2 separate regions of the Homo sapiens genome follow, and region 1 is linked to region 2. A link is a loop called in an ENCODE intact Hi-C map of the cell type or tissue named here. Cell type or tissue: gastrocnemius medialis. All regions are shown on one strand. Each heading gives the region's core, and the rest is flanking DNA. Links, peaks and the distances in the headings are about the cores only.

Region 1 (16,577 bases), core at 3,861-11,860, 51 kb before region 2:
TACTTATTCCTGGCCAATAAAAGTTCTTAAAGCCCCCAAGAATTCTTTTGAATTTTACAATGAGGTTGAATTATGATCTTTAATTTAAGACAGATATCTGAATTATACTAAGGGCTTTTCTAAAAATCACTGAGTAAAACTAGTATTTACAATTACTGGTTCCTTCAATCTTCTCAAATGCATGACAAATTGCTCTAAGCAAGTGGATTGCCACATTGTGTCAGGAGCTACCTGCACTCCCTCTTCCCTCTTTGCAAGCTGGGTGGTGAGTGATCCAGCTTCACAACCCCACCTTATTGCCTGCTTTCCTGAACCACTCCTGGTACCAACTCCTGCAGTTCAGTGGTGATTCTGGATTCTCCAGAAGCAACCTCTGAGATAGAATTTGATGTACAGAGTATTTATTGGAGATCGACAGCTGTGGAAGAGACGGGGAGGAGGATTTTCCAGAGGGGAAAACAAACCAATGCTGGCACAGCAAAATCTTGGCCAGCCCCACAAGCAGCTCACTGTGGAGGGCAAATAACCTATCAAGGTTGTCTCACATGGGGCTGAAATGGATAGGCTTGCATACTCACCTCAATCAGTCACTGGATGTGGGCTGCCCTCGGAGGAAGCAGCTTTCTGCAGCTCAGGCAAACCCTAAAGGAGCCAACAGCTTGAAGATACATGCTGATGAGAAGGGCAACAAGCCATTCCTTGAAGGGAGGCTCTGAGCAATGCAATTTTGTATCCACCACAGTCCACCTCTTGCACTGCTCTGATCCACTATAGCGTATCCATTTGGGGGACAACCACAACCCCTTTAGGATCCATTCTAGTGGAATGAACTGTAGCCCCCAATGCTGCACCTGTTATCAAGAACACAGCAATAAGCAGCATTTCCCTTTACTGCTCCCCTTTCTTGATTCCTCTTATCTTCAGCCACCACATCTGCTGACCCCCGTGACTTCCCTGGTGTCATGAACCCAACTCTCTTTCCTGAAGAATTTGAGTCTCTGGCCACCATGACCTTCTCAGGCCAGAGTTGTAGCACTTTTTTATTTACCATCACAGTGGAGCAAGGGAATATCAAGATGTACCCAAGTATATCATCTGCAGGCCACTCATCTCCCTCCTGGCTCCACTGGGTAATGGGATCCCTACTTTCCCTGCCGAGATGGTGACTCTTGTTCTGCTGGTACCTAGATACCCGGAGTCCAAAATTCCCAGTTAGCAGCCATAGCTTTATATTTAATGGGATTCTTATGTGTCCAGTTTTGGAGACCATAACCTCTAACCCTGAAGAACTCAGATTTGTGGGAGTGGGAAGGAAAAATTTCCGTCCCCCAACAGTGGGCTATTGGGAGTGATGGTAAATGTCACTATTATGTTTCTACCTCTTTGTTCCCAGACCCATGTATTCTTCCCATTGTGGACATAGCATTACATAAAAATCTTTGATTCAATATGTATCCTGGAGGATGGAGCCTCATCTTTGTAGATTATCATCTTGGAGCTGGCTCTATAACTCTGCCTGCAACAGACCATCCAAAAGATCTGTCAGGCTAGCAGCTTCTGAGTGGCATTGTATACAGTATAACCAGTGGGTCCTATATTCACAGGGCCCTCTCTCACATGTCCTTGCTAAGAAAAGGATTTCTGGTCAGTTGCCATATTGTATGGGATTCGATGTTGGTGGTTCAAAAACTCTGTTAAGTCCTCAGATAGTAGTGCTGGCTGAGGACCTGTGGTCAAGAAAAAGAAAACCTATACTTAGAATATGTAACTCCTATTAGAACAAAGATTTGACTCTTCCAGGAGCCCAGTGTAAGCAAGTTGCCACCAAGTGGCTGGCTCCATATTGAGGGGCCAGAGTTCATCTCTGTAGCTGGCAAGCTAATATTTGGAAGCAGCAGTAACTAAATCAGCCTTAGTAAGTGGAAGCCCATTCTGCTGAGCCAATATGAACCCTCCATCTTTTCTACCACGGCTACTCCATTCACATCCATCAGGCCACCACTGGGATCACCAATGATCAAATTGGGCTGATGATGACTGGCTGTGCCATTCTGCCCACTTGGTTTCTTAGTGCCTCTTCTGTGGTTCTCAGGAGGGCTTTCAAACATGATACAAACATCATACTTTGATCTCACACAGATATGTCTTCCATAAAAGGGTCTCTACTCCAGACATTATTCTAATCTTTCTCTTTCCAAGCTTGACCACCCATCCAATCTATTCATCACTGCCCAGAAGTTTATATATATATATATATTCTAACACCTGGCCACTTCTCTTTCCACATCAAGTGGATGGCCAGTGCACCACCTGAAGCCCCACACATTGGGAGGATTTTTCCCTAGTAGCCATCTTTCAAGACCACTTCCAAGTAAGGCCGAAATCCCGGTGTCATCCATTTTCAGTTGACAAGCACCCACTTAGTTGACCTAGCTGTAAACCAATGTCGAATTTTTCCTGCTCTGACAACCGATGGTAAAGGATTCCCCATAAGGTTTTTGCTAACACATGTAAAGGACCTGATCATATATGATCAACTTAGGGGTTAGATATGTAGTCATGATAAAGTCACTTTTCCATCTTGTGCCTTTATTTTGGATCTGTATTTAAAAGGTGCTGGGAGAGTCCTCTCTGCTTCATATTCTTCAAGAAGGCATGAGGATTAAGATCATATATGTGAAGTGTTTGTGACCTTGGAAGGAAGAACCTCGCAGAGAGTCATCATCATTGTTAAAGTTGGGTTTGGCAAGGCCTGCTGAGATTTCATTTTAGTGTTTAAACAAGCGATGGGTGAGGTTCTCAAAAAGAGAAAGAGAGAGAGAAGCCAAGTCAGGATACAAGGATGTGTCCAGACAGTGCCTGGTTTGCATCAGTAAACAAATGCCAAGGTGGTGACTAGATGTCCTGGTGCTGGTGGGCAGCACTTCAGTGATGTCTGCTGGTGGGGTCGCTGCTGACTGACTCTGTTCATCCTTGAAGTCAGTAGGATTCCCATGGAGATCTATATAGGCTTTGTGTGTGTGTGTGTGTGTGTGTGTGTGTGTGTGTGTGTGTGTGTGCATGTGCATGCGCATGTCTTTGGGGGACAGAGAAAGGACAAAGGAGAACCCATTTTCACTACTTCTCTTTCATGCATTTGACGGTCTATCTCACTCCAGTTGGTAAAAGTGTAATAACCACCCATTACGAGAACTGTTTTAACTTCTACCCATTGTTTTAAGACTTTGTGCTGAGTGCTCTCAGGCAGCAAAAGGCTACACTACATGGGCCTGGCTTTGAGGGGACTTCAAACAAGCCAGTGCAGAAAAGCAAAATGCCTCCCACTAGGTCGCACTTCTCCAACACTCATTGCAAAGGAATCACCTGGGATCCTGTGAAAATGCAGACTCTGACTCAGGAGGCCTGAGTGGGGCCTGAGCCCTGTGTTTCTAACAGAACCCCAGGACTACAGGATGCTGTAGTCCACAGACCCCACTGTGAGCAGTGATGAGCCCAGGCTGAGAGGAGGAAGGGTCTTGGAAGTCAGGAGCCTAGGAGGCTGCTCTGGAGTGGCAAGGGTGGGGTGCACAGTAAGGTAGGTCAAGGGCTTAACCCTCATATGGGGCGGACATGCTTGTAAAAGGGCACACATTGAGCAAAGGCTTAGAGAAGGGGATGCCAAGAGATTCAGGGTGTAGCTCCTGGGTCCTGGCTCCCTTGGCAAGTCCTGCAGCAGGAGAAAGGGGGGATGTTGAGAAAGGGCTGTCAGGCCTAGAAAGGGGGTGGTCTGGAGCACTGAGGTGGTGACTCAGTCCTTTTGCTAAGCGGAAGCCATGGAGGATTCTTCTCTTTAGTGTTGCTGTTATTGGTGCTGGTAAAAGTAGAGTTAGCTGGTCATGTTGAGCAGGCACTTTCAAGCAGGAAAAATGGAAAAGAAGACCTGTTAAGTATCGTGAAGAAAGTGGCTGACAGAGAAGATGAAGGGCCCTTTGACAGAAATAATGAAATCATGAGTTATTTAGGGTAGGAGCAGTCGGCAATAAAAGGGGCTGAATCCATGTGAAATTTAAAGTAGTTTTTTCTAGTTCTGTGAAGAAAGTCAATGGTAGCTTGATGGGAATGGCACTGAATCTATAAATTACTTTGGGCAATATGGCCATTTTCATGATATTGATTCTTCCTATCCATTAGCATGGAATGTTTTTCCATTTGTTTGTGTCCTCTCTTATTTCCTTGAGCAGTGATTTGTAGTTCTCCTTGAAGAGGTCCTTCACGTCCTTTGTAAGTTGTATTCCTAGGTATTTTATTTTCTTTGTAGCAATTGTGATGGGAGTTCACTCATGATTTGGCTTGCTGTTTGTCTATTATTGCTGTAAAGGAATGCTTGGAATTTTTGCACATTGATGTATAGCCAAGACAATCCTAAGCAAAAAGAACAAAGCTGGAGGCATCATGCTACCTGACTTCAAACTATACTACAAGGCTACAGTAACTAAAACAGCATGGTACTGGTACCAAAACAGATATATAGACCAAGGGAACAGAACAGAGGCCTCAGAAATAACACCGCACATCTACAACCATCTGATCTTTGACAAAACTAACAAAAACAAGCAATGGGGAAAGGATTCCCTATTTAATAAATGGTGCTGAGAAAACTGGCTAGCCATATGCAGAAAACTGAAACTAGACCCCTTCCTTACACCTTATACAAAAATTAACTCAGGATGGATTAAAGACTTAAACATAAAACCTAGAACCATAAAAACCCTAGAGGAAAACCTAGGCAAAACCATTCAGGACATAGGCATGGGCAAAGACTTCATGACTAAACACCAAAAGCTATGGCAACAAAAGCCAAAATTGACAAATGGGATCTAATTAAACTAACGAGCTTCTGCACAACAAAAGAAACTATCATCAGAGTGAAGAGGCAACCTACAGAATGGGAGAAAATTTTTGCAATCTACCCATCTGACAAAGGGCTAATATCCAGAATCTAACAAATTTACAAGAAAAAAACAAACAGCCCCATCAAAAAGTGGGCAAAGGATATGAACAGACACTTCTCAAAAGAAGACATTTATGTGGCCAACACACATGTGAAAAGAAGCTCATCATCACTGGTCATTAGAGAAATGCAAATCAAAACCACAATGAGATACCATCTCACGCCAGTTAGAATGGTGATCATTAAAAAGTCAGGAAACAACAGATGCTAGAGAGGATGTGGAGAAATAGGAATGCTTTTATATTGTTGGTGGGAGTGTAAATTAGCTCAACTATTGTGGAAGACAGTGTGGTGATTCCTCAAGGAGCTAGAACCAGAAATACTATTTGACCCAGCAATCCCATTACTGGGTATATACCCAGAGGATTATAAATCATTCTACTATAAAGATACATGCACATGTATGTTTATTGCAGCACTATTCACAATAGCAAAGTCTTGGAACCAAACCAAATGCCCATCAATGATAGACTGGATAAAGAAAATCTGGCATATATACACTGTGGAATACTATACAGCCATAAAAAAGAATGAGTTTGTGTCCTTTGCAGGGACATGGATGAAGCTGCAAATCATCATTCTCAGCAAACTAACACAGGAATAGAAAACCAAACACTGCATGTTCACTCATAAGTGGGAGCTGAACAGTGAGAACACATGGACACAGGGAGGGGAACATCACATACTAGGGCCTGTCAAGGGGTGGGGGGCTAGGGGAGGAAGAGCATTAGGACAAATACCTAATGCATGTGGGGCTTAAAACCCAGATGATGGGTTGATGGGTGCAGTAAACCACCATGGTGCATCTACACCTATGTAACAAACCTACACGTTCTGCACATGTATCCCAGAACTTAAAGTATAATTAAAAAAAAAGAAAGAAAAAGCAGGGGGGCGGGGCTGAAAACTGTGCTATAAAGTACTTTTCCTCCTCAGTTGAGAATACATATTTTTAAATCCAGAACTCACATATTCCATAATAGTGAAAGGAAACAGGTCTGCCCCGCACCCTCCGCCTGAGTTGGGGCATCATGGAGTAAGAGAATGTTAAAGCTGAGGGCACTGCCACCAGGGATGAGCCAACCCACATCTTCAGTTCATGGATGGAGAGCAGGGGCCCCAGGAAGAAGAAGAGACTTTGCTCAGGCCATAGCACACGGTGACAGTGAGGTGAGGATGAGCTTTGGGGTCTTTCAACGTTCAGTCCAGGAGTCTAACTCTTCTTTTTCCCCTGTCGATATTTTCAAGTCACCAATCATTCAGAGATTGTTTGTGTTTTCTCTGAAGACCTCCTCTTGGCAGACCACCTGCCTGCCCATCTCCGTCCAGGAGGCTGTGGGGCTGCGGCCCTCGGAGAAAGCTCCTGGTGTTCTGCTGGCTTCTGCCCCCAAGGCCTCCAGTGCAGTGGCCCACTCCTGCCACAAGCAGCACGCTTGCCCTGGTTTCCCTGCAGATCGGGGGCAGACTAGCAAGGCTGGTGCACAGCCCAGATCCACCCTTGCTGGCTGGACCTGCGTTCCCTAGAGCTGCTGGTAGAACTGTCCCCCTGCAGCCTGCTGTGTGGGCTGCTCCAGCTGTGTTCTTCCACCATGGAAGGGTCCCAGCCTCATGAGAGGCTGCCACCAATTTTCCCTCACTGTGGGCTACTGGGGGATTTCCCCAAACAGGTGCCTTGGGTCAGTGTCTGCTGTAAGAAGCAAGGCTCCTTCTCATATTTCCATCCCTGTGGCCATGGCCCATGACTTTATCACTACCGCATATTTAGCACTTACATATAGGATAACCAACTTGTCCCACGTTGCCTGGACTGCCCTGGTTTTACAACTGCAAATTCCCACATTCTGGGAGCTCCTCAGACCCAGCCAAACCAGATTTGTTGGTCACCCTACTTACATGCTTTATAGACAATTTCAGGTCCTTTACATGCATATTCACAAATTCTCACAACCTGTGAGGCAGGTACTAATATTGTTCTTATTTAACAGATGAGAAAAATGATGCTTGTGGTGGTTAAGTAACATTCAATTTCATACAACTTGTGTCAAGGTCATTGTTCAAACCTCAAATCCATCCTCTTAATCACTGCTCCAAAAGGTGCGCAGGCTGGGCCTTCTGGCTTCTTGAGGCTTGTAGCCACGAGAACACCCTCCCCGATTTAGGATCCAATGCCAGGATCCTCCATGTCCCCTTGATCGGAATCACAAGCCCTCCCAGGGAGGTGAGAGTGCAGAGCTTTCCAATGACTGTGGGCAAAGCCTGACCCTTCTACTATGAAACAGAGCTTACACCCCACTGTAGAGACGCTCTCCCCTCGGGCTTCTACTCCAAAAACTTAAACCTAACCATTATGTCATCCTTTTCTTCAGTGAAATTCTAGTTCTGAAAACCCAGTTTCCCGCACTCTCCTCTAAGCGTCCATTCCCAGGGCAGACCCGCCCCTTTCTTCTCACCCTTGGGTCAAAGAGAGTAAAAGGAGACTAAGTGGGGTTTGAGAAGTTCTATTTTCCCTGCGGGTAACAGGAAAAAAAACAAAAAGCCACCGACACAGAGTCTCAGAAGTGACCATATAGAAGAAGCTGTCTTTATTAGGAAGGATGTCTCATTCAGTTTAGCATTAAAATAATCTGGCATCAGAATCTACATTTGAATAGTTCTCTACCATCTTCTAAATGCCTTTCTGGAGCTTTATTATCTCACTGAGTCCTCCCGATAGCCTTTTGGGGTAAATGTCATTATTTTGCCTATTTTTCAGAAAAAGAAACTGAGGTTTCCGTTGTGTTGAGGTTTTCAGAGTGGTTGAGTCACTTTTCCACAGCCCGTGTGTAGAGGGAGTCTGGATACAGAGATTTTGAAATCTTCTGGTAATAGATAGTACCCTAGAGAGAAATCTCCTTTCCCGTCACCCATCACCACCCCCTTAGAGGGCTGGTGTCTCATTGGTGGCCTCCCCATGGGAGGAGATGATGTGGTACCTCTGTCACCCTATCAATCAGTGCCTGGATGATGTGGTACCTCTGTCACCCTATCAGTGCCTGGAAGAGTACTCCAGTGAATGGAAAATAGTACTCATGCTACAGAAACTCGGCTTCACCCATAGTTTACCTCTACATCTCTCCTGTATATTTTCAGAAACTTACTTGGGGTTTCACAGACAGGATTTACAGTCAAGACCACCTGGGGTAGTCCCTGAAGGAGGAAAGGCTTGTCTGGATTAAAAGTGAGAATGCTCTCAAATCCCACCCTAGTGGCACACCTCATGGCAGGTGGAAGTGAGACAAGCTCTTCTCACCATGGCTTCCCTCCACCACCTCCTTTGTCAGAAGCTAAACAAGCCCTTCCAGCAAACGTTCTGGCTCTCAGAGGTTCTCTGCAGTTCCACAGATATCCTGGGCTGGGATCCAACAGGGGCCTGCTTAGTCATAGCCACAGGAGTCTTGGAACATAGCCCCCTTTTCAAAAAAGAAACCTCCTAAGTCTCCGGGGGGGTCTCAGTTTCCACAGATGCAGCTCAGCCCTTTGCCTTTAGGGTTTCTTTACTGTCCTGTTAAATTGCAAATTCCCCTAGGAGTCTATTTAAAGCTCTTATCAGCCTTTTCACTTTAAGATAAATACAATACATTTCAGTCTTTCCTGAGGGTCTGATGGGAAAATGAGAGGAGTCTGGACTGTGTACCTTCCCTACCAAAAGACAAATGAGTCTGGGAAGGGAGAGTGGAGAGGAGTAAAAGGCAACTGCACCTCCCACATGTTGAGGTTGCATCCTGGCTGCTGTGTGCGGCAGGTCTGCAGAGATATCCAGGAGGATGGCCCAGTCAGGGTTTTTGGTTTGCAAACAACCGAAAACTCACTGAGCTAAACTAAGCAGAAATGGGGCTTGTTAGAAGGCTACTGGCAAGAAGACTAGAGAACAGTTAGTCTGGGAAGCTGGGCACACAGCCAAGAACCCACCAAGGGGATGATCCAATTAGGAGCCAGTTCTGCAGTCACAGGAGGCCCCACGCCTCTGAAAACAGCCCTCCCTGCTGCTGCTGCTGCCTCCAGCCAGGACATAGTGCAGCAGAGAATTACCCCAAAAGAGGAAGGCCCGCGAGTGACAGGCAGCTCCCACCCATCTCACTCCCCACCTACTCCCTGCAAATGTCCCCTGCAGACAAGATACAGAGAGGAATGGCTGCCCTTAGCTCTGTCTAACAGAAGAAGCTTCACTGAATAAACGTTTTGCTCTCCTACCAGATCAGATGGATTCTATTATACAATATCCCAATTCCACTGTAAGACCATAGAGATGGTAGAGATTTTGTATCAGGCCGATTTGAGCTGAAATCCTGTCTAAGCCACTTACTGGCTGTTTGATCTTGGATAAATGATTTAACTAATCAAGCCCTCAGTTTTCTCACCCATTACGTAGGCCGTCCATAAGTAGGTATGTCAAATCTCACAAAGTAGTTTGGAGGTGTTTTTAAGGAAATAGAAATATCAAACAGCTGGCCCAGAGCAGGATTTTAATAAATGTGCTTGGCTTTCTCCTCCTTCTACCAAGTTTCCAAGTCATCATTGGCCCATTATCTCCAACTTGGGGCACAGTGAGCACTGGGCTTGGCAGTGGCAGGCGTGTCTTTGTTGAATGGAGGAAGATATACTGAGCCCACATCTGCATTTCTACAGCAGCAGGAGACTGGTATGTTAGATGTGGACCCAAATAGCACACAGGTAGGCCATATAACAACCTGATACACACATTGCCCGGGAGCCTGTGTGCTCCTGACTAACTCTGCCCATCCCCGCTAGCAGCCCCAACAGCTGAGGCACCCTGGTCCAAGTTCATGGCTCTGCAGAGCTGCCCATATAAAGCTGACCACGGAAAGGAAAAAAAGCAGAAACAAAGAAGAACAATGGACTTTTCCAGTCCAGTATTCATAACCATTTAGACCAAAGATGACATTTATATATTTTTAATTCAGAAAATATATTCTCTTCCCAAAGGAAAGAAATAGGGGGGTGCCTAGAGAAGACAGGAGGTGCCCTTTCACAGTCTCTTTACAGAATTAGAATCTGAGCACAGCACAAGCAAATACAACCTCAAATAAGGCCCCTCAAAGTCCTTCCTAGCTGGAACAAGTTTGGAGGGCAAGCTGTCCAAAACCGTCATCTTATACTTGTCTTAGAGTTGAAAATGTGGTCATTGAACTCCAGTACCAAGTTAGGTGACATATTTACACATCTGCAGTTTTTAACAACCATTCTGGCTTCAAATATTCTGTGTAGTTGCTTCCAAAAACAAATATTTACCCTGGTTATAAATTTGGATTTGGAAAATGCAACCTGGTAAACATGGATCCACTGTGTCTGCCATGGAAGGGGGATCATCAGTCCTGGCTTGAACAGTTGGGCTTGAAAATGACTCTTGTGAAGACTCACAGTGTGTCCTTCAGGAGCTAACAGGATGTGGGCATGAACCACTCACCTTTGAGGACATTGCTTTCTTTGCGGACTCTAAGCTTAGGGCTTTTTTAAAAATACACACTTCATTTATGGAGACATTGGCAGTTATTGGGTCCCTGTAAAAATTTTCCAGCAAAGGAATAAGCTTCTTGAAGCATCTGGTGGCAGTTTTCCTTTTGGTTTTGACTTTTTTCTTTCTCTTCTTGTTTTTTAAATTTCCACATGTAGCTTGCTGTGTCCTGTCATTGGGAATAAAGCCAGGGCGGTGAGGGTGTTGAGGAGCAAGTAGCAGCATGGAAACCCCTCCACACTGCAAAACCAAAGTTCAAATGTTCTGATCCCAGCAGGGCTGACAGCCATTCAGCTCCGACGGCATGGATAAGAGGAACTTGGACAAGGATTTGCTGTTTGGGCATCTACTGACTAAAGCTCTTTTGCAAGATTCTGTTATCTTCATGGACAATATTGTTACCCATTTCTTTAAGAAAATGTTCGTTTAGCAAAACTTCACATACAAGTGCAAATTAGTTTACCCAATTACCCTTCATCAAGAACTATTTACTTAAGTCTTCTGTTTGCACCTTCTGCATAATTTATGCAGCTTTCATTTGAAATACAATTTAGAATTTAAGTATTTGATGAGGATGGCATCTTAAGGCGTGTTTACCAGGAATAATCATAGAAGCAAAATAAAGTGAATGGCAATTCTTTAAGTGGAGGCTAGAGCTTTGGATCCCCAGGCCAAGCGGTTTCACATGTGAGGCACTTTAATCCTGCTAGCCAGCATGTGGTTGCTTAGTAACTGTCCTTATCAGTGGTTCAGGGTTTCTTCTGATTGCCTTGTAAGAAGATAGCACCTTTGGTACCTTCTATCTCTTCCCTTAGAGATGCAATAAGAAATAATTTTGTAAAAGGTCACCCTCAAGAAATATACTTTCTAGCTGGGAATGGTGGTATGCACCTGTAGTCCCAACTACTAAGGAGGCTGAGGAGGGAAGATCACTTGAGCCCAGGAGTTCGAGGCTGCAGTGAGATATGATCACGCCACAGCACTCCTGCCTGGGCAATAGAGCTAGACCCTGTCACTAAAATATATATATATACTTTCATGTATAAGTACAACATCTAGCTAGCCAGCCAACAAAGTTAAAACATTTATAATAATTAGTGTTGAACTTAGAACAGTGATTCTCAAACAATGGTATGCAACAGAATCTCCCGGAGAATTCATAAAATACAAAGGCGCAGGTCCTATCCTATTTCAAAGAGTCTCAGCATTGTATTCTTTCCAACACACCCATGCTGGAGAACCACTACTCGAGCCCACAAGCACTTGTTACAGGGCCCAATAGCTCTGTAGCCCAATAGCCCAATAGCTCCAAAATGTCCACCTGCTGAGGCCAATCAAAATCAGATCAGTGCCTGACCATTCATGAGCAGTCCTAAGGAGACTGCTGCAGTGCTCCATTGCAACCATGGTCCCAGCCACCAAGAGGCTCCCAGAGAGGCTGAGTCAACTCACTTATCTGTGTGTGTACACAGATGGGCTCTGGCACTGATGTTTGGGTCGTCACTCTCAGAAGATAATTCTACGAGAAGATGAACATTAGAGACAGCAACCCAGGCCATACGAAAGGGAGAACAGTCTGAAGATGTCCTTCCTCTCAAGCTAGGATTTCAGTTAGCTAATAAAACTGACTGCATTCACTGGGCTGTGAGACACTGAAGTTCATTTCCATAAAAGCTGTTGTGCCATTTTCTTCTCTGGAGATCTTAGGAGTTCAGAAAGCCCTGTTTATGGAGTAAAGGGTGGGTCTGGCTGCACATATGTGACTTGAATTCTCTCAAGAGAGGACTGAGCCTGTTTCATGGAATGATTTAGAGCATTCCTCCACCCTGTCACACTGGGTCAAACAGGGACAATACTGGCCGGGCGTGGTGGCTCACGCCTGTAATCCCAGCACTTTGGGAGGCCGAGGCGGGTGGATCATGAGGTCAGGAGATCGAGACCATCCTGGCTAACACAGTGAAACCCCGTCTCTACTAAAAATACAAAAAATTAGCCGGGAGCGGTGGCGGGCTCCTGTAGTCCCAGCTACTTGAGAGGCTGAGGCAGGAGAATGGCGTGAACCCAGGAGGCGGAGCTTGCAGTGAGCCGAGATAGGGCCACTGCACTCCAGCCTGGGCGACAGAGCCAGACGCTGTCTCAAAAAAAAAAAAAAAAAAAAAAAAAAAACAGGGACAATACCATTGAGATGCAATTTCTCTAGACACACACACAAAGAAATGGAAAATGTGGAGAAAGACAGCAGAGGCAGAAAATACTCTGGACCTTGACAGAATTTCTGCTCCCAAATTCATCTGCCCTCTGACATGAAAAGCAAGTTGACAAATATTTTGCTTTTTTTTTTAAAAAAAAAGAGGTTTACTAAACTATGAGTTTAAGTAAAGTGCTTAGAAGACACAACGTATTCTTCCTTCTGTTGGAAAGACTCATGGAGCAGACACTTGCCCCAAAGTTCAATGTCCCAGGTAGAAGCATCTCTCAGCCTCCTTGACATCTTCACAAACCACAGGAAACTGAGTTCTGCAGAGTAGATGACAAAGAAGGCGGAGTTCCCATCAATTCTTTTCAGAGATCTATTCTAGATTTCATTTGCACACATCCAGAAGCATCCTTGGCCACAGACTCACACTGAAATCAGAGCAAGAACCAGAACTCTGGAGGTTTAACTTTTACACAACAAAAATAAAGCTTTACAACAAAGTCTAAATGTGGCCATCTTGTGCAAGTAAATGATAAACATTATCATTTGCTGTTTCACCCCAGAACAGAAAGGAAGACTGACAAACGGGAAGCTGCCCATCAAAATGCAGAAGGAATGGACTTCGGTTTATACAGAGCTGAGTGTGAGATCTGGTTCCACCACTTGCCAGCCATGTGCCCTCAGGAAAAGTTGCTCAGCCTGTCCAGACCTTAGTTTCCTCATCCGTAAAATGAGAAGAGTAAACCGATCTCCTTCATCAGGTTACTGGGAGGATTAAATTTAATGAGGTGTTTCTTGTAGCACAGCACTGCACAAAGAAAGTGCTCAGTAAGGCCAGCCATCATTTTGGATCTATATAGAAACAAGAGCAATCTACACTTTAAGTCATTGGGAATTTGGTGACTATAATGAGGAAAATGGTGGTGTGGGAGGTAGTGGATTATCCTACCTGTTATCTTTTTTAAAAAAATTGCATGGAGAACTGAATCGCATCTGAACTACATGCCCAGGATTGTCCTTGGCATTACTGGGGATATCAGTATGGCCGCTGTCCTAGAAGAAACTGCAATCTAATTGTACAGACAAAGTATACAATTGCCTGACTATATAGACAAAGAAACATCAAGTATAAATCCAAATAATATATTCAGGGAAGAAAGCATGAGAGAAATGAGATCAGTGCAAGCTTGAAAAAAGCTTTTTGAAGGAGGTGGGGCCAGGGAGGGCCTTGAGTGATGGCAATTAAGATGCCTTGCGTCTCTGCTTACATCAGTCATTGTGGGAAACCCAAACTCCCAGCCCAGGCCAACCCCATCCTCTTTCCAGCACTGTCTACCCTTATGCTGACCCATTCTCACCCTCTTCCTAATCTACCAAGCCCTTCCCCTATGCCCGTGATCTCATGGTCTGAAACTGAAACCTAAACTCTGCTCTGTGAGTCCTTGTCACCTTCTCACTACAGCTACACCTAGCTCGGCCCTAGGTACCCTAGGACGGATTCTCCTCAGTCCTCTGAAGCAGTAGCCCTTTCTCCCACACATCCCCTAGTCACCCCAGGGCCAGCCTCCTCCTTGTCTCCTCCAGCCTCTCCACACAAACCTCCAGTGATTCTAACGTGCCTAGCGTCAGTCCAGAACTCCCCGTTGCAGTCGGGTGCAGACATGTCGCCATGCCGTAACTCCTTGAAGATTTTAGCACTGAGATGATTGTTACACTCTTCAACATTACTCATGTGATAGACAGAAAAATGGCTCCCCAAAATGCCCACATCCTAATTCCTGGAACCTGTGAATATGTTATATGGTGCTATCGACTGAATTGTGTCCCCAGAAAATTCATATGTTGGGATCCTAAACCCCCAGTACCTCAGAATGGGAATGTATTTGGAGATAGGGCCCTTAAAGAGGTGATTACGTTAAAATGGAGCCGTGAATCCAATCTCACTGGAGTCTTTATGAGAAGAGGAAATTTGGACACAAGAGACACCAGCGATGTGCACATGCAGGGAAAGGCCTTGTGAGGACACAGCAAGAAGGTGATCATCTGCAAGCCAAGGAGAGAGGCCTCAGAAGACATGAAACCTGACAACACCTTGATCTTGAACTTCCAGCCTCCAGAACGGTGGAAAATGAATTTCTGTTGTTTAAGTTACCCAGTCTGTGGCATTTTGTGATGATAGTCCTAGAAAACTCATACACATGCAAAGGGAAACGGAAGTTGCAGATGGAATGAAGGTTGCTAAAGCCCTGGCTTTAAATAGGGAAAGGAGCCTGGCTTATGCCAGTGGGCCTGATGTCATCACAAAGGTCCTTCAAAGTTGGGGGGGAGATGCAGAAATGTCAGAGCGATACAAAGAGAGGGCTGAGCAGGTGGCACTGGCCTTGAAGAGGAAGGAAGAGACCATCAGCCAAGGGATGCAGGTGGCCTCTAACAGCTGGAAAAGGCAAGGAAACAGATTCTCCCCTGAAGTCTCCTAGGGCCTCCAGAAAGGAGCCCAACCCCGCCAATACCTAGATTTCAATCCAGTGAAACCTGCATTGGTCCTCTGTCCTAAAGAGGAGAAAGATCATGCATTTGCATAGTTTAACCTGCTAGGTTTGTGGTAATTTGTTAAAGCAGTCATAGGAAATGAATATCACTTTGTTCATAAACCCTGGAGATTTTAACATCCATGTAGAGTTAACAATCCATCCAATATCTTTAATTCTTTCAGGTCCCTGAGTCTCTCTCCTCCCAGGCCCTGCCACACTTATCTCAGACCCCACTCCCAGGATCTAGTCACTGCGTCTAATTGTAACTCATCCACTTGTGGGATCACTCTCCAATCTCCACTTCTCTGATCTTTCTACCCACTCTCTGGGCTCCAATATCCAGACTCCAAAAGTCCTTCAGCTATACCTTCCTCTTGTGCATCCTCTCCCCACTTGAGCTGTCACTGGTTAGAAATACGATCATCTCTTACATGTGCTCTCCTCAGCTTTGCTCCTCTCTCCTCCTTGCACTCACATGGAAAAGCCAAACCCTGGAAAAAGCCCACTTCCCCACCTACTCTGTACTCTGTACCTTCACCCAAGCATCTGGCATGACTGGAGGAAAACACTTTATCAGGCTCATCTGTCTCCATTTAAATTCACCAGTAAATCCTACCATATTCCCCTTCATTCATGCACTTCTTCTCCTGGATGAGTATTTCCCACCTGAACGATGAACCTGAGACATCACCTCTTACAGGAAGCCTTCCTTGACCCCTTCCTTGACCACACCAAGGCTGGATGAAATGACTCCTCGGGGCTTTTAAAATATTCTGTGCATATTTTGCACTCACCGCCTTGGATTGTAATTATCCACAGGCCTTATTACCACAGGATGGTAAGATCTCAAAGAGACCAGGCGCCTCTCCATGTTCTGCAGTCAACTCGGTGCCCAGCACAGAGTACGTACTCGGTAAATGCTTAATGAATGAATGAAGAAATGAATAAATGAGCCAACAAAGAAAGTGGAAGAAAAACACATCTAATAATCCAGATGACTTGTAAATTTATACGGGGTTTTACTTTTTAACCTCTGATCCACTTTTTCCCAAAAGAAGAAACCAGGGTGGCTGACTGTCTACCCAAGACCATTTAGTATCCTGGGGTAAACATCCTGAGGCAGACAGATATCTCCAATCTGAAACACAAAAACAAACAAACAAAAAAACAGATTCCAGTATAGATTTCCTTTGGAGATACCCTCAAATGTGGAATCATGAAATCTTAGAATCAGATGGGTCCTGCAGAGTCATTTAATTTCATGCTCTGAGCTTGTCCAGCCCAATCTGAGGACTAACCTGGGCTTCAGAGCAATATTGTTTGCTATTTTGGTTGATTTGTCATTAT
Region 2 (14,534 bases), core at 4,510-12,509:
CGCCGGCCAGGCAGAGCCCTGCAGCCCGGCGGGGTGGGGCGGAAGGTGGGGGCGGGGCCGGGCGGGTAGCGGCGCAGGGTCCGGCCTCCCGGCTCCCGGCCCGCCCCTTCTGCGGGGTCCTGCAGAGTGGGGGCTGAGAGCTGGGTTCAGGGCGGCGCGGTCTGCTTGGCGTCCTCGTGGGCGGAGAGGGCCCTGGTTGGTCGTGGCCCCTCTGGGAGTGGCTACCTGGGCTACCAGGGAGGCGCAGAGGAGCCCTCCTCCCCGACCCGCACCCCCTGTCCCCCTGCCCGGGAGACAGCTGGGCCTTGTCCCGGAGAAAGACGGAAAGCCTCATCCTTAGGGGCCAGTTAAGTCAACTGCATGACACAGAGCCTGGAACCTAGTATGTTCTAGAACGTTGCATGACACAGAGCCTGGAACCTAGTATGTTCTAGAACGTTTGTTGAATGAATGAATGAATCAATGGCTAAATGGAGGCCACTTGTCATCTCCTCCCGGACTCCACCTGTCTTCCCTCCCCAACAGACTTGCACCAGGATCAAGTTTTCTTTCCAGCCCCTTTGTGACGGTTTCACTGGAGGTGTGGAAAGAGCTCAAAATGGGGAGTGAGATTTGGACCCACATTCCCTCCAGCCTCTTTTTTCTCTTTTACCTCTCTTCCAGCGAGACCTCCCTCAGCCCCTAGGCTAAAGTCTAAGGGCAGCATTCCTATTCTTTCCACTTGGTGAATTCAGACTCATTCTCATGGTATAACTTTAGAGACCAGTTTATTGTCAGGCATTCGGTGTCCCTAGAACTGTAAATTCAAGCTTTGCAACTGGACTTTTAAGTAAAACCTGTGCCTTACACTCAGGAGTTTCTTTTAGCAAAGCAGATTATCATCAACAGAAAATGCGAGGCCTGTGACTTTGGACATTCAGAGGCATGAGTCGCATGGGTAGTTTGGCGAAGTTGGTCTCCAAGTATATGAGCAAAGGCGCCTGGGATCTGTTACCCCGTACAGTTAAGTGGAAATCCAGCTGAAGCCTGGAGTTTGGCTGGGAAAGCTTGCAGATTTGATGAATCAATTCCTTTTAGCCAAAGAAACTATATTGGTTTGATTAACTAAGCAAAAAGCTAGATCTGTAATCATCACACCAGAATTCTTGCAAAACCAAGCAGTATTACGGCAGAGAAACTCTAGGACCAAACTCAACTCTACTCAGAGCTTTATACACAAGTCTAAGCATAACTCAACTCTACTCAGAGCTTTATACACAAGACCTAAGTAATCCTTAAAATTCTCTCATTTAGGAATTATATCACTCAGTTGTGATTAGGCAGCAAAATGCCAAGATGCCATCAAATTGGAACCATTTTGTCACATTGATTTATGTTTTCCCTATTTTTACTGAGGAAAAAAAAATGGCTGCCCGGGTTGACATTGAGAAGCAACTTATAATTGATGTTAAGGCATGCAGGGTTTTATATCCCTAAGAGATCAATTCTTCCTTCTCAAGGGATCAGACCTGCTAACTGACACAGTGAAAAATAACTAGTCATGTGGCTCTTTTTCATGAACTAAAAAACCGGAGTTCAGTTGTCAGATCTCAGTTGACAGCTTATCTGATTACAAAAGTAAGAAGAAAACAAGAACTAATTTCTAAGGCTGTTGTATCTATTAGGTTCTGTAGACTCAGTGTCTGCCACCTCAAGTTCTTCAAGAAAACTAGAAAATGTTTGGGACCCAAAACAAAAATTATTAGCTCCAAAATAAAAGAAGAAAATGGAAAAATTGGGAAAACATTGTTTAAATACCTAGAAAAGGTACCAGTCACCTGCCATTCAACTCAATGTTCAGAGCTACATTTAAATTATATTTAATGTACAGTATGAGTTCATTTTAATATGCTCTGATATGTCATGGGGTGGCCCCCAAGAAACTCTCATAGTGCCTTGCACCTATAAGAGTTTTTAAATGGCCCAGCTAAATTTGTAATGAAAGGTTTCCAGACCAAGCCACAATCAATGTTTGCTTTGCATTGGTTGGGGGGATTTTGGTTAATGTTATTGTAAATAGATTACTATCCAATAGAAAAATGAAATTTTCTTTCAAAGAGAAACTTGATAAATCCTAAATCTCATGTTCTCAATTACAAGTCAAATATGATTATACTTTGTTAAAAGTAACTTGCAAAAGATCACTATTCAGGATGAAATTCATTAAATGGGAACAAGTATAGATTCCAACTGAAAATTCAGACTAATTGTTCAGAAATAAACTTCTTTAATTGTATGCAGATGCTTCAGTATTTTATTATTAGCTAATAGCTTACGGATAAATTAATATTATTCTCCCAGATAGCAGACTAATCCAAGAAACAAGGCCGGGCGTGGTGGCTCAGCACTTTCTGTAATCTCAGCACTTTCGGAGGCCAAGGCGGATGGATCACCTGAGGTCAGGAGTTCGAAACCAGCCTGGCCAACATGGCACAACCCCGTATCTACTAAAAATACAAAAATTAGCCAGGCATGGTGGTGGGCGCCTGTAATCCCAGCTACTCAGGAGGCTGAGGCATGAGAATGGCTTGAACCCGGGAGGCAGAGGTTGCAGTCAGCCGAGATCACGCCACCGCACTCCAGTCTGGGTGACAGAGCAAGACTCCGTCTAAAAAAAAAAAGGAAACAGAGAAATGGAATAATCATTTTGTGATTATACAGTAGTAACTTCTCCAGAATGAAGGGGGAATTTAAATTTCAGAGTTCTGAGTTACCCTACGGGTATCTTAATCACAGGGAAAGCCATTCCCTGACATTTTTGGAGCCTCAAGAAGTAGCAAACTCATGTTTGGAGTAAACCATGTCATTTGCAGAATCACTACTAGTTTTCCCCACCTTTTCCAGCCATAGAGTAAGGTTTATGTGAATTGTCCCAATGGGATTGTGCTGGGCACCCCTTCTAAAAAGTAGTCACCCAAAGCTGTCAAAAAAAAGATATATGGGTACTATGATCAGCCAAAGTCCCCAAATCATGTTGATTCCATGGAGAATGTCATCCAAAAGGTTTTTGTGTTATATGGTCCAAGCTCTACATGCTGATCATCTGTTTTTTCTGCATATGAAAAATAAAGGACTCTATTTGGTATCTGTCCTGGGCAAGTAATTCATTACAGGCTTCTGAATTCACTTATTAGCTTTGCTGGAAATAGAGATAAAATGAATTTTTTTATATAGCATCAGTGGCACAACAGCAACAGAACTGGTTTCTGGGCAACTGTGACAAGTTCCTGGGAAGGTGGTGGAAGAGGGTGGGAAGGGCGAATGTCACACTTTGTTCAGGTAGCTTTATGAATGTTGTTTACCGGATCTGAACTTGGCCTGGCCTTAAGGGCCAAAAAATGGCACAGTTATCTTATGCAATTATTTAAGACTGATCTTGTCCTCGTCTGATTAAGAGCAGCCACCGATTCCTTTGCAGTGTGACTTGCCGGCATGTAAGTGGTGGTAGATACAGGCTTAGTCAAGGACAGAGAAGTGAATGTCTTAATCCTTAGTCAAAGTCTACCTGCCGTTGACACTTTAATCCATATTTCTCATGTAGGAGAGATACAGGGATAATCCTACACCAATTAGGAATTATTACTAAAAAGACAATATCCTTCCTAGAACCTGTGTTTACTCTGCCTAACCTAAGAAATCTTATTTAATGAAACTTGTATGTTTATTTGTTCTTTGATGAACGTTTATTATCTCCTATGTTTAAGTTCTGTGGCAGGCATTTCTATATATTACTACATGAACAAGACATAGTCCCTGCCCTTGTGGGGTCTGTAGTCTCATAGAGAGACAGATATTAAACACATTAATTATCACAAGAATAAATATAGACCTACAAACTGTGACACATGCTATCAAGAAAAAGTATGTGGCCATACAAGTGACGAGTGGACCCAAGTGAGGTAAAAGAGAAGGGCTCTTTGGTAAGCTGAAAACTAAAGAACTGTTGCCTTATCTATGATAAAATAAATTCCTTTTTTAGATGAGAAGCCAGTTTACATTTACATTAGCCTAGAACTTAATTTTACATATAAATACAACACATCATAGATTTTACAGTTTTAATATATGATAAATTTTCTAGGAAAGCAACTACAGTGAAAATCAAAGGAAGATTATCCTTTTTTAAAGAAGTTTTTGTTAGAAACATTACTAAAACTTGTTCAACATTTCAAAAACTTACATCCTTGATGATAGCACCACTCGTTTTTTTTGAAACACTATTACATACCTTCAGTCTGAATGTCAAGCTGTGGTATTTGTATGGATATGAACATACCTTTTAGCCCATATTTTACAATGTTGAATACAATGTTTAAATGTCAACAACATTTAATTGAAATCTGGAATTGGGTTTTATGAGATCAACCACAAATCAATACTTGTGAACATTCCACTCTACCAACACGTTTTTCTTTGTGTGTTTTGCATGTGAATTCTTTAACGTGTGTTGAATGCAGCCTATTTTTCAAGCTAATCAGAAAATAATTAGTGAGTTCTTTGTTGTTGTTTTTTTTTTCACTCTCCCATTCTATTTGAGAAATTCACTTCTTTTCTGATGCATCTCTCAGAAAATATTTGTTGTTCTGACTGATTTGGGTTTAAGGACCAAGCCCTACCTGCACATAGACCTGGAGGTGTTGTGGAGGGAAGATCTTATTATGTCTGTGCTTTTGGTTTGAAAAAGCAGGAGGTCTGTAGGGCTTCATTCATGCAGTTTTGACAGTCCCCTTCTGCTTCCCAGAGAATTCAGAGACTTCTCCCAAGTGCAAGCTTTATTAAGGCTTAGGAGCTTTATTACAAAATGCTGCTTCACTCATAACCATTCACAATTGCTGTGGTGCTTCTGTTGTTGCAAGGATTTCCACTGTACTGACTTCCTAATTTGGGGTTATGTAAAAGGTTTTCAGAAAATGTCTGTGCTCTCTGATCCTGCTTGGAATTCACAGATGCAAAAACTAAATATTGAATCTGTTAATGGAAAATACTCAGGCTTTATAATGAGGCAGACCTAAATTTGAATCCCAGCTCTTGCTCAAGTTAACAAACTTTGAGCCTCAGTTTCTCAACTCCAAAATGGAAATAATAATACTTGCCAGAAATAATGAATGCAGACTGCCTAGTGTAGTGCCTGGCACAGAGCATTACTCAGCAGATGGAAAGTTATTATTAATATCATTTTGGTTCCTAAATCGCCATATTGGTTTATGTATTCATACCATATCTGTCCCCAGAATATTTAAGACCACCAAGTTCACTGAGTTACAGGGATGTTAATAAGGTTATGGATGAATTTTTACAAACCTGTCTCAATCCTTTTAATGGACTTCATTCATCTATATCTGTCCACTGAGGGATTGAAACCAAGTCTGTCTCATTCGCAGTAGAATCCCCAGCACCTAGCACAATGCCTAGTGATACTCAAATAATTGTTTATTGAGTCAATGAACCTAATCTTACTTTTTCCCATTCCCTTTTAGAGGCCGCAAGAGGAGAAATATCCTGTGGGACCATGGCTGTTGGCACTGTTTGTTTTTGTTGTCTGTGGCTCAGGTATGGGTGTTTCACTGAACTTATATCCCATGTTCTCCACTGGCCTTTGAAAAACACACGTTTTCTTCACAAAGCAAATAGATGAAAAACATACTGGTATGGGATTCAAGTTTATCACTGCCTTAAGCCTTAATCTTAATGGGTTTTGATTTAGTTTCTATTCCAAATATAGGTAGAGACACAATTAATACACTATCAAATCCTAATCATAAAATGATTACACTGAGTAGTTAAAGTGGCTGTATACACTGTAGAGTTCAGTAAAGTCTTTTTGTGCAGACATAGCCTTAAAAGGGCATTAGAACAGAAGGTGAAACACCTGTGTGCCTGTGATAAATCCACATTCCGAGAAAGGGAGAGGCCTTATGCCTTATGAGAAAGTTCTGCAGAGCTCCTAGATACAACTTCCTAGATACAACTGAGCCTTTGACCCAAGCCTTAAGGTATGGGTCACCTGATACTGTAAGGTGGCAAGTTGAGAGCTTTACTTACACACATGCAGATACACACATACACACAAATGCAGGGAAGATGAGCAGAAGCATCGTGCCATTGTTTCTAGTTACATGCTGAACTAGCCTTGACATGGTTCCTGATCCCCATATGTTGGGTCTCAGAAATCCTTGTGAGTGGAGGTCACTTCTTCTAACTACACAGCATGCCTTGAGGGATTCCCACCCTCCAGCATCTCACTGTTACTGAGGGCAGGGAGGCAGAAGGTCCACATCTTCCTGCTCAGGCTTAGGCCTCCCAGCAAGACAGCCTCTGCCCCAATGACAAGAGAAGCCCATGACTAAAGATGAATCATGCATTCAAACCTAAAATCATGAAAATTAAAAAAAAAATTTAAGATGGATCAGTTCCTTTTATCTTCAAGAGACCACTCTTCCAAAGAAGCAAAAACTCTTAGGAGGAAGGAAGGATCCAAAGTACTTGGCATTATTGTTGCTTGTGGCTCAAATATTTTAAAGATGATTTGGCATTCCAAGATGAGAAAATCTTACACTCAAAGAAAGACAGTTCTACTCTATTCCCAAAGAAGTATCTTTAAGGACATCTTTTAAACAGCTGTTTACCCAATCCCTATTTGAATACTTCTTCAAAAAGCCTATTCCATGTCTGCTGGAATTCTATTAGAAATGTCTCTCCTGTTTTGAATTACACTATGCTGTCTTCTCAGTTGTTCAGATTTGAACTCCTAGGGTAACACAGAATGGACTCGTTCTCCTCTAAGCACCTTGAATCATCAGATATTTTAAAGATGACTGCCTGGTGGCTCCTTCTGCAAACTAAGCTTCCCTAAATCTCTCGACCTTGCCTCATAAGATGTGGTTTCTAGACTCCTCTTCTGGATCTGCTCAATGACTTTCTTAAAGGGTAGCATTTGGCAGCGCATGCCTGTAATCCCAGCTACTTGGGAGACTGAGGCAGGAGAATCACTTGAACCCAGAAGGCAGAGGTTGCCATGAGCCAGAGATCGCGCCATTGCACTCCAGCCTGGGCAACAAGAGTGAAACTCCGTCTCAAAAAAAAAAAAAAAAAAAAAAGCCAGGCGCAGTGGCTCACGCCTGTAATCCCAGCACTTTGGGAGGCCGAGGTGGGGAGGATCACAAGGTCTGGAGTTCGAGACCATCCTGGCCAACATGGTGAAACCCTGTCTCTACTAAAAATACAAAAAATGAGCTGGACATGGTGGCACGCGCCTGTAGTCCCAGCTACTCAGGAGGCTGAGGCAGGAGAATCACTTGAACTGCAGAGGTGGAGCTTGCAGTGAGCCGAGATCGTGCCACTGTACTCCTTCCTGGGCAACTGAGCGAGACTGCGTCTCAAAAAAAAAGTATAGCATTTGCAACTGCAGAAGGTGGTCTAGAAGCAGTGTGACCACCACAGAGGCAGTAGGATTGTCACTGCCCTTGATTTTGCTCACCACTCTGCCTCTATTAATGTGACCCAGGCTTGCAGTTACTTTTTAACAGTTGCAGCACATCCTTGACTCACGTCTAGCTGATGGCCAGCCAGATGCCACCCAGCTCTTCCTCAGATAAACTTCCTGCAACCCCGGAAACACATCTACATACCCCTTTATCCCAAGTCTCTCCTGTCTCCATCACATATTATTTTATTTTACTCATGACCCTCATCAGCAGTTGCAGTTATTTAGTTTACTTACTTAGGTTCATTTCCCTCCAGTAGGATATAAGCTCAGGGGAGACAGTGTTTATTTTTCATTAAATTTGTAGATCCTAGTTTAGTATTTAGCACATAGTTAGTGCTTAGGATGGATGGATGGATGGATGGATGGATGGATGGATGGATGGATGGATAAAGCCAGATATTCCTCATACTGTAGATATCTAGTTGACCTTTTTTGAGACCTAATATAAAACTTTATGACTTTTTTTTTTATTCTCAAAGAAGAACGATTACTTCTATTAAAATTTTAGGCTGGGCGCGGTGGCTCACGCCTGTAATCCCAGCATTTGGGAGGCCGAGGCGGGCGGATCATGAGGTCAGGAGATAAGACCATCCTGGCTAACACGATGAAGCCCCGTCTCTACTAAAAATACAAAAAAATTAGCCGGACCTGGTGGCAGGTGCCTGTAGTCCCAGCTACTTAGGAGGCTGAGGCAGGAGAATGGCGTGAACCAGGGAGGTGGAGCTTGCAGTGAGCCGAGATTGTGCCACTGCACTCCAGCCTGGGCGACAGAGCGAGACTCCGTCTCAAAAAAAAAAAAAAAAAAAAAAGAACAAAATAAAAACAAACAAAACTATGCCTTTATCATACCACAGGAAAATCAAGAAAATAAACCTGTACAAAAAAGTTAGCTATGTTTTCAGGCTGTATGACCAGTCTGTAGATTGTCAGACCTTGAACTTTAAGCCTCTGATCTACTTACCCTTTTTTCCCAGTGTTATGGTCCCTGAAAATATATTATTCTTCCAAGTCACTGATAAAAGTCTAGACTTGGAGAAACCCACAGAACACAATCAGAGACAACCTCTTTCAGGTTGACTTTGAGCCTCTAAGCAAAACTCATTCAAGCAATCATCATGTCTTGAGGGTCCCCTCTGTGCCTGGCACTGTGCCGGGCTTTGGAAATACAATCCTGTTTGGGTACTTGCAGGCATTGGGAGAGGCAGATAAGGAAGCTGTCAGTTGCAGCCCAGGGAAAGCGCACTGCGATAGTGACAGCAGAGTTTACAGGGTGCTTGGCTGGCATGGATAAGGAACTTCTAAATCATACTCAGCAGAAGAGAAAGTTTCCAAGGGGAGGTGCTGTTTGAGCGGAGTCTTGAAGAACAAACAGCCAGACAAAGGGTGTGAGGAAGGTGATTCTGCATGGGAACACTATGTGGCGGTGGCATGGTGGCTTCAGAGAATGTGCTGGGCTCAAGAATATAAGGTGCTCAGAATGGCCAAAGCCTACTCTCAGGCATCCCTGAGCCCCGTGACCATGCCACCTGTATTGTCAAGGGTCTAAGTAGATAAAGATATATATAGGCTTCAAGATACACAGTAACTGTGGCCTTCTCCAGTCTGCCCCCTTAGGCAGCCTATAAGGGAAAAAGCCAGTAGAGTCATTTGGCGTGGCTTATTTTTCTCAAACCCATGCCAACTCTCAAAACCCATCTCTTCCTTTTTGGAGGGTTTAAAAAACTATTATATGGCCTAAACTTTTGCCTGGCTTACCAGCCCATGCAGCAGGACCTGTATCTTTCCCTCTTGGGTAAATTGGGACATTTGCTAACAAGCATCTTTTAGAACTCTCCTGGTCTCCAGCAGTTTCCTAGGGATTGAGTATGTTAGCTCCACCTCTCTGGAGGTTTGCGTTTTTTTTGTTTTTTTTTTTTTGAGACAGAGTCTCGTTCTATTGACAGGCTGGAGTGCAGTGGCGCAATCTCGGCCCACGGCAACCTCCACCTCCCAGGTTCAAGCGATTCTCCTGCCTCAGCCTCCTGAGTAGCTGGAACTGCAAGCACGCACCACCATGCCCAGCTAATTTTTTTTTTTTTTTTTTAGTAGTGACGGGGTTTCACCATGTTGGCCAGAATGGTCTTGATCTCTTGACCTCATGATCCGCCCACCTTGGCCTCCCAAAGTGCTGGGATTACAGGCATGAGCCAATGCGCTCGGCCACCCAGGGCTCTTTCAATGATGCTGACTTAAAGCTTTCTAGTTATAAAGCCATTTTGCTTTTATGGAGAGGTTAGACATGAAATGAGAGTTGAGCCATCTTACTTTCTCTGTCTTCTATTAACATGCTATCGTGATCCCTAAGCAATGGGCCTCATCTCTTTTTTAATCATAACTAAAAATAATTCACCACCACCTTTTTTTTTTCTTGCCAACTTTAGCAATTTTTTTGCAAGCCTCAGCTCAAGTCGGGCACTGTTCTCACAGAAATGTGTCACTCTTCTCAGCTTGTCCTTGGTACTGTGCCCTTCCTTCTATCTTTGTACTTGTCCTTTTCTAAACAGAACATGTCATGGGAAACACAATAGCTCCTTTAGATCCGTCCCTGTTGCCACCTCTCTGGAATTAGTCACGATTCATTTCTTCTTGCAGAACCGACTATTCCCTCTAGAGTTTATCCTGTTTTAGGGTCACAGGCCATAAGTGCCTACCCTTCTTTTCTCTACATTTAAACGAATGTGCGGTCCTCAAGTCTAGCCCATTTGTCAGCTGCTTTGCTTTAGGTAATTAGCTTTCTGGTAGGTGCTGGGATTGTTGAAGCTCTCATCGGTGGTCTGTCTCACCTCTGTTCCAGCTTTGTAATCTGAAATAGGAAAATCCCCTACATCTCACATCTGCCTGTTTGCAGCACGCACACCTGCACCTGCACACCTGCCCTGGCCTGCAACACTCAGGCCAAATGCACTGGAGTGTCTTGTAGGATCTCCACATCTCTGCAGACAGATAGACCCTTTTCCTATTCCCTTCTATTAGCTCTCCTTTGAACAAGATACACCCCTATGCCAGGCTCAAGTTCCATTTCACCAAGTTCCAGTGGGACCTTGGAGGTCATATGGCCTTTCTTTGCATTCATGTGGTTGGTTACTCTTATTTTGTATGTTTTTATATAGATGCTAAGGAAAAAGGCGAAATCTTCTAATATTAATAAAGATGTTGATCATTGATGTGAGTCTCTTGAAAGTCTCACTTGCTTTCATTACCTTACTCTATTAACCCACTTTTCTCATTGGTGATTGGTTGGGCAAAGTGCTCTTTTTAGAAATAGTGCCAGTGTACCTAGGGTAAATAAATATTCAGGTCAGGCAGACAGTAATGAATGCACATTTTATCTGTTTTTCTGGCTGTCTTCTGGGAAAGAGTTAGGACTGGTAAGAAGCTGGCATTTAAGTATGTGCTCACTTATTGGTCACCCTTTCTCTGTTTTATGTGGAAAAACAGGTTAACAAGCCTGTAAAAAGTCTACAGGACCCCTTTCTTATAGACAGTTGTGGGTCACTGCCATCACTTGCCTCCTGCTTCTCAGCTTCTCTCCTGTGGCTTCCTCCTCCTCTGCATGTGCCTTTCATGCCTGCCATCCTAGTAAGAGCAAGATAATGAAAAGGAAGGAATGAGGACTGGGAGAGTAGTGAGGGGACACAGTCCAGGCACCCAGAGACCCCTGGCATAAACACGCACTCAGGGAATGCCACCCCTCACTGCAAAGCCAGATGGGAGCAACAGACCTCCCGGGGCTGCCCCACGCCCCCCAGATCTGAGCGCACCCAAGCCCTGTTCTGTCTTAGGCACTTGGTGGAAACCTCTAATACATTGTCCTGGTGAGAGGGAGTTTGGGGAGGTTATCTAAATACATCCTTTTCAGAATAAGCAAATTTCTACTTTCCATGATTGCAAAAGTTGTCTTAGGCAAGGGACTGCTTTGAAAACTGACCAACTGGCACTCAGAATAGGAGGCCTCTGAAGGGAGGATAGTTTCAGGATCTGCCAGATGTCAGTTTTGAGCCTAGATTCACTTTTGTCAGCTGAATGACCTTGGACAAGGTATTTACTCTTGGTATTGATTCCCTTATCAAGAAAATGGGGATAATGAGCAGCCCTCCCAAGGTGTCCTGGCATTGAGCAGCTCTGGGGATCTAAGTACAGGCCCATAGCAAGCCCAAAGCCTGCAGCTACAGTCACCACCACCTCTGTCCTTGTAGCCCTCATGGGAAACAGGGGCACCACGGGACCATCGGTTGTGCTGTGGGGTGCTTCAACTCCCACATGCCTTTCATCCTTCCCGGCTGCATGTTCAGTTGCAGACTCGACCTCTCACACTGGTCTCAATCTATCAGCAAGCCATGAGCCCTGCCTCTTCACTCCACGGATGAGTGGGAGCAGTGTAAGTGATAACACTTTGGATGCATGAGGCTGTTTTCCCATGTGATAAAGCGTCAAGTCTTCCCCACAGAGGGAGAAGGAACACCAATATGCAGACCACAATCAATGAACAGCAGTTTGTCCTTTAATTTGAATGTCAGGAAAAAAAAAATGTGAGTTTCATTTCCTTAAAGCAACCCCAATCCACCACTCTTTTGCTGTAAAAGTTATCTTTATGAGATACAAAAGCTTTGGGAATAGTATATTCTTCTGAGACACGGTATTATCCAATTAGAACATCTCAGGGCTGTATCTTGTTTCATTTTGTTTAATTTGATAACCAGTGTTTTTTTTCTTTTTTGAGACAGTCTCACTGTTGCCCAGGCTGGAGTGCATTGGCACCATCTTAGCTCACTGCAGCCTCCACCTCCTGGGTTCAAGTGATTCTCCTGTCTCAGCTTCCCAAGTAGCTGGGATTACAGGCATGCGCCACCATGCCCAGCTAATTTTTGTATTTTTAGTAGAGACAGGGTTTCACCCTGTTGTTGAGGCTGGTCTCAAACTCCTGGCCTCAAGTGATCGGCCCTCCTCAGCCTCCCAAAGTGCTGGATTACAGGCGTGAGCCACCACACCCAGACGGCTTTGTTAATATATAGATTATTTAAGAAATCAAAAATCCATTTCTTAATCAATACCTGTTATGGGTCTGCTCAGATTATTAACCCAAATAGGCCAGAAACTTCTTGTCAAACCTTAGCCTGGGATTTTGTTTTGCTTGAGTCTGTTTAACTGGCTGGATTTGCCTCTACTTGATCTACTAGGACCCAGATCCACATCGAAGGCCAAGGGATTTCAGTGCCCTCATAAGAGACTTTGCCCTTTTTTTCTCTCCCCTTTTAATACAAGTATTATCTTCCATTTCTGCAGGCAGTGGGGCCTCTTTCCAGATAAGCAGCTCATCCTGGCTCTGCCAGTCCCGGGTTTTGAAACCTGCCTCTTTGGAGAGCTGTTTGAAAGCTTCTGAAGAATGCTTGCTTTTATCTCAAGACTCAGAGGCAAGCATTAGCTGGAATGTCTGTCTGAGACCGTTCCCCACAAAGATACTGTCACACAGATAGGTCAACTGCTATCTTCTCAAGGCACTTGCAGACTTGACATGCTTCCCCAGCCCATTCATGGACCTAGTCACTGCTGTTTGTGCCCAGAGCCCTCTCCTCTGGGCGTTTTCTTTTCCTTTTGTCCCCAGCTCTTGTATGAGCCTTACTGAGAAGGACTCCCGGGCTATACCAATGCTTAGTGGGAAAGTGGGCTGCAGTTGATTGGTAATGTCTGTCCTGAACACAATATGGCTGGCAGGGCCACGTTCTCATCTTTGCTGTCCTTAGCCTAAACTTTTTATAAGGTTATTGCCACGGTATTCACAAGACAGCTGTCTTCGGCATTTCCAGCTTTCCTCTTTGACCAGAATGCCTCCTGGACTTGGTGAAATGAGGTCTTTTCCTTAATATGCTACCTGTTTGGATAATTTTATTTAGAGTCAGCCTATACATGTTTCTTGTGGTCTCACAGTATTATTTACCTTTTCTGAGCTCTGGGTGTGATACCCTACATTGACAGGATGCAGCAATCTGAGATGCCACTCTTTGCAATACGGTTGTATTTCTCTCTGTCCTGATGTCTCAGTGATAATTTCAGGCAGCATCAATGGAGTCACCATCTAATTCCCATCATCCTTTGACTCTCAGAGGGAAACTCTTAAATACCAGCCATGCCCCAGTTCCATCCCTCAGACTATTTCTCCCTCATGTATTCCTAATTTCAATTTTATTTCTCTACTCTTTCTCTGGCCAACCCTGATATTCATTTCCTAATTAGAGATTATGAGAATTTTAATGGTGACCAAAGCCTGGCTATTCTTGAAACTGACAAACGTTTATTCCCATCAAAGGGAAACCTCTGGGGTAACAGGATTAACTAGTGACTGTTATTTTCTTCACTGTTTCCTATAGTTTCCAAATTTGTCAATCAGCATATATTACTTTTATAAGCAGAAAAAAATGTGTTTAAAAAAAATCTAGACTAGTGGTTTTTGGTCTTTTTTTTTTTTTAAGCTGCAGAACTTTGTTCAAATCTTAGAGGGAAATAAATGAAACAGCAGCTGTTCTGGTTGAAGTGAAGTCTGTGTATGTTTCTGTTTGCATTTGTGTGTGTGTGTTTGTATATGTGGGTTTTTTTGTGTGTGTGTTTGTTTCCATGTATGTGTATTTGTGAATGTGTATGTGTTAGTGTGTTCATGAATGTGTATGTATATGCATGCATATGCATGCTTGCATGTCTGTGTGTATGTACAGTATATCTCCCTATGTTGCTGGATATTATGACTTTCTCATCGCCAGAGGGGAGCACACATCTAGACTCTCTTTGCCCATCAAATAGGAAATTGTGCCTGGCTCCAGGGCTGGCCTCTGTTATTGCAGAGTTAATGCCTTTCAACAAAGAGCCTGTGAGGTTTATCAGGCACCATCCGTTGGGAGTCGCTCTGCCATTTCTGTGCAGGGACATTCCTTTCGTCTGTCAGTTAACAGGCGGCACTTTCCCCCTGTATTCTCCAGGG

Evidence for each region. Peaks named below come from ENCODE experiments on the same cell type or tissue, not always from the same donor. Only the 100,000 strongest peaks of a DNase experiment are listed, where the experiment ranks them.
Region 1: it touches region 2 in a loop (2.0-fold over the local background); 2 of 110 quality-filtered maps call a loop at or near these places.

The regions. Positions count from the first base shown.
Region 1 is chr13:44,323,723-44,340,299 of GRCh38, forward strand. No RefSeq gene overlaps it. Among named protein-coding and RNA genes, the nearest start is that of SERP2, 42 kb to the right of the region's middle. RefSeq lists enhancers at 5,955-6,456, 9,051-9,550. In gastrocnemius medialis, for the core only: no CTCF peak of the experiment used is centred there; a DNase peak (open chromatin) is centred at 8,359; H3K27ac peaks cover 368 bases.
Region 2 is chr13:44,374,125-44,388,658 of GRCh38, forward strand. It overlaps SERP2 (stress associated endoplasmic reticulum protein family member 2), which reads left to right. Exons shown (of 3, transcript NM_001010897.3): 2 at 5,517-5,589. Among named protein-coding and RNA genes, the nearest start is that of SERP2, 7.6 kb to the left of the region's middle. In gastrocnemius medialis, for the core only: no CTCF peak of the experiment used is centred there; no DNase peak of the experiment used is centred there; H3K27ac peaks cover 745 bases.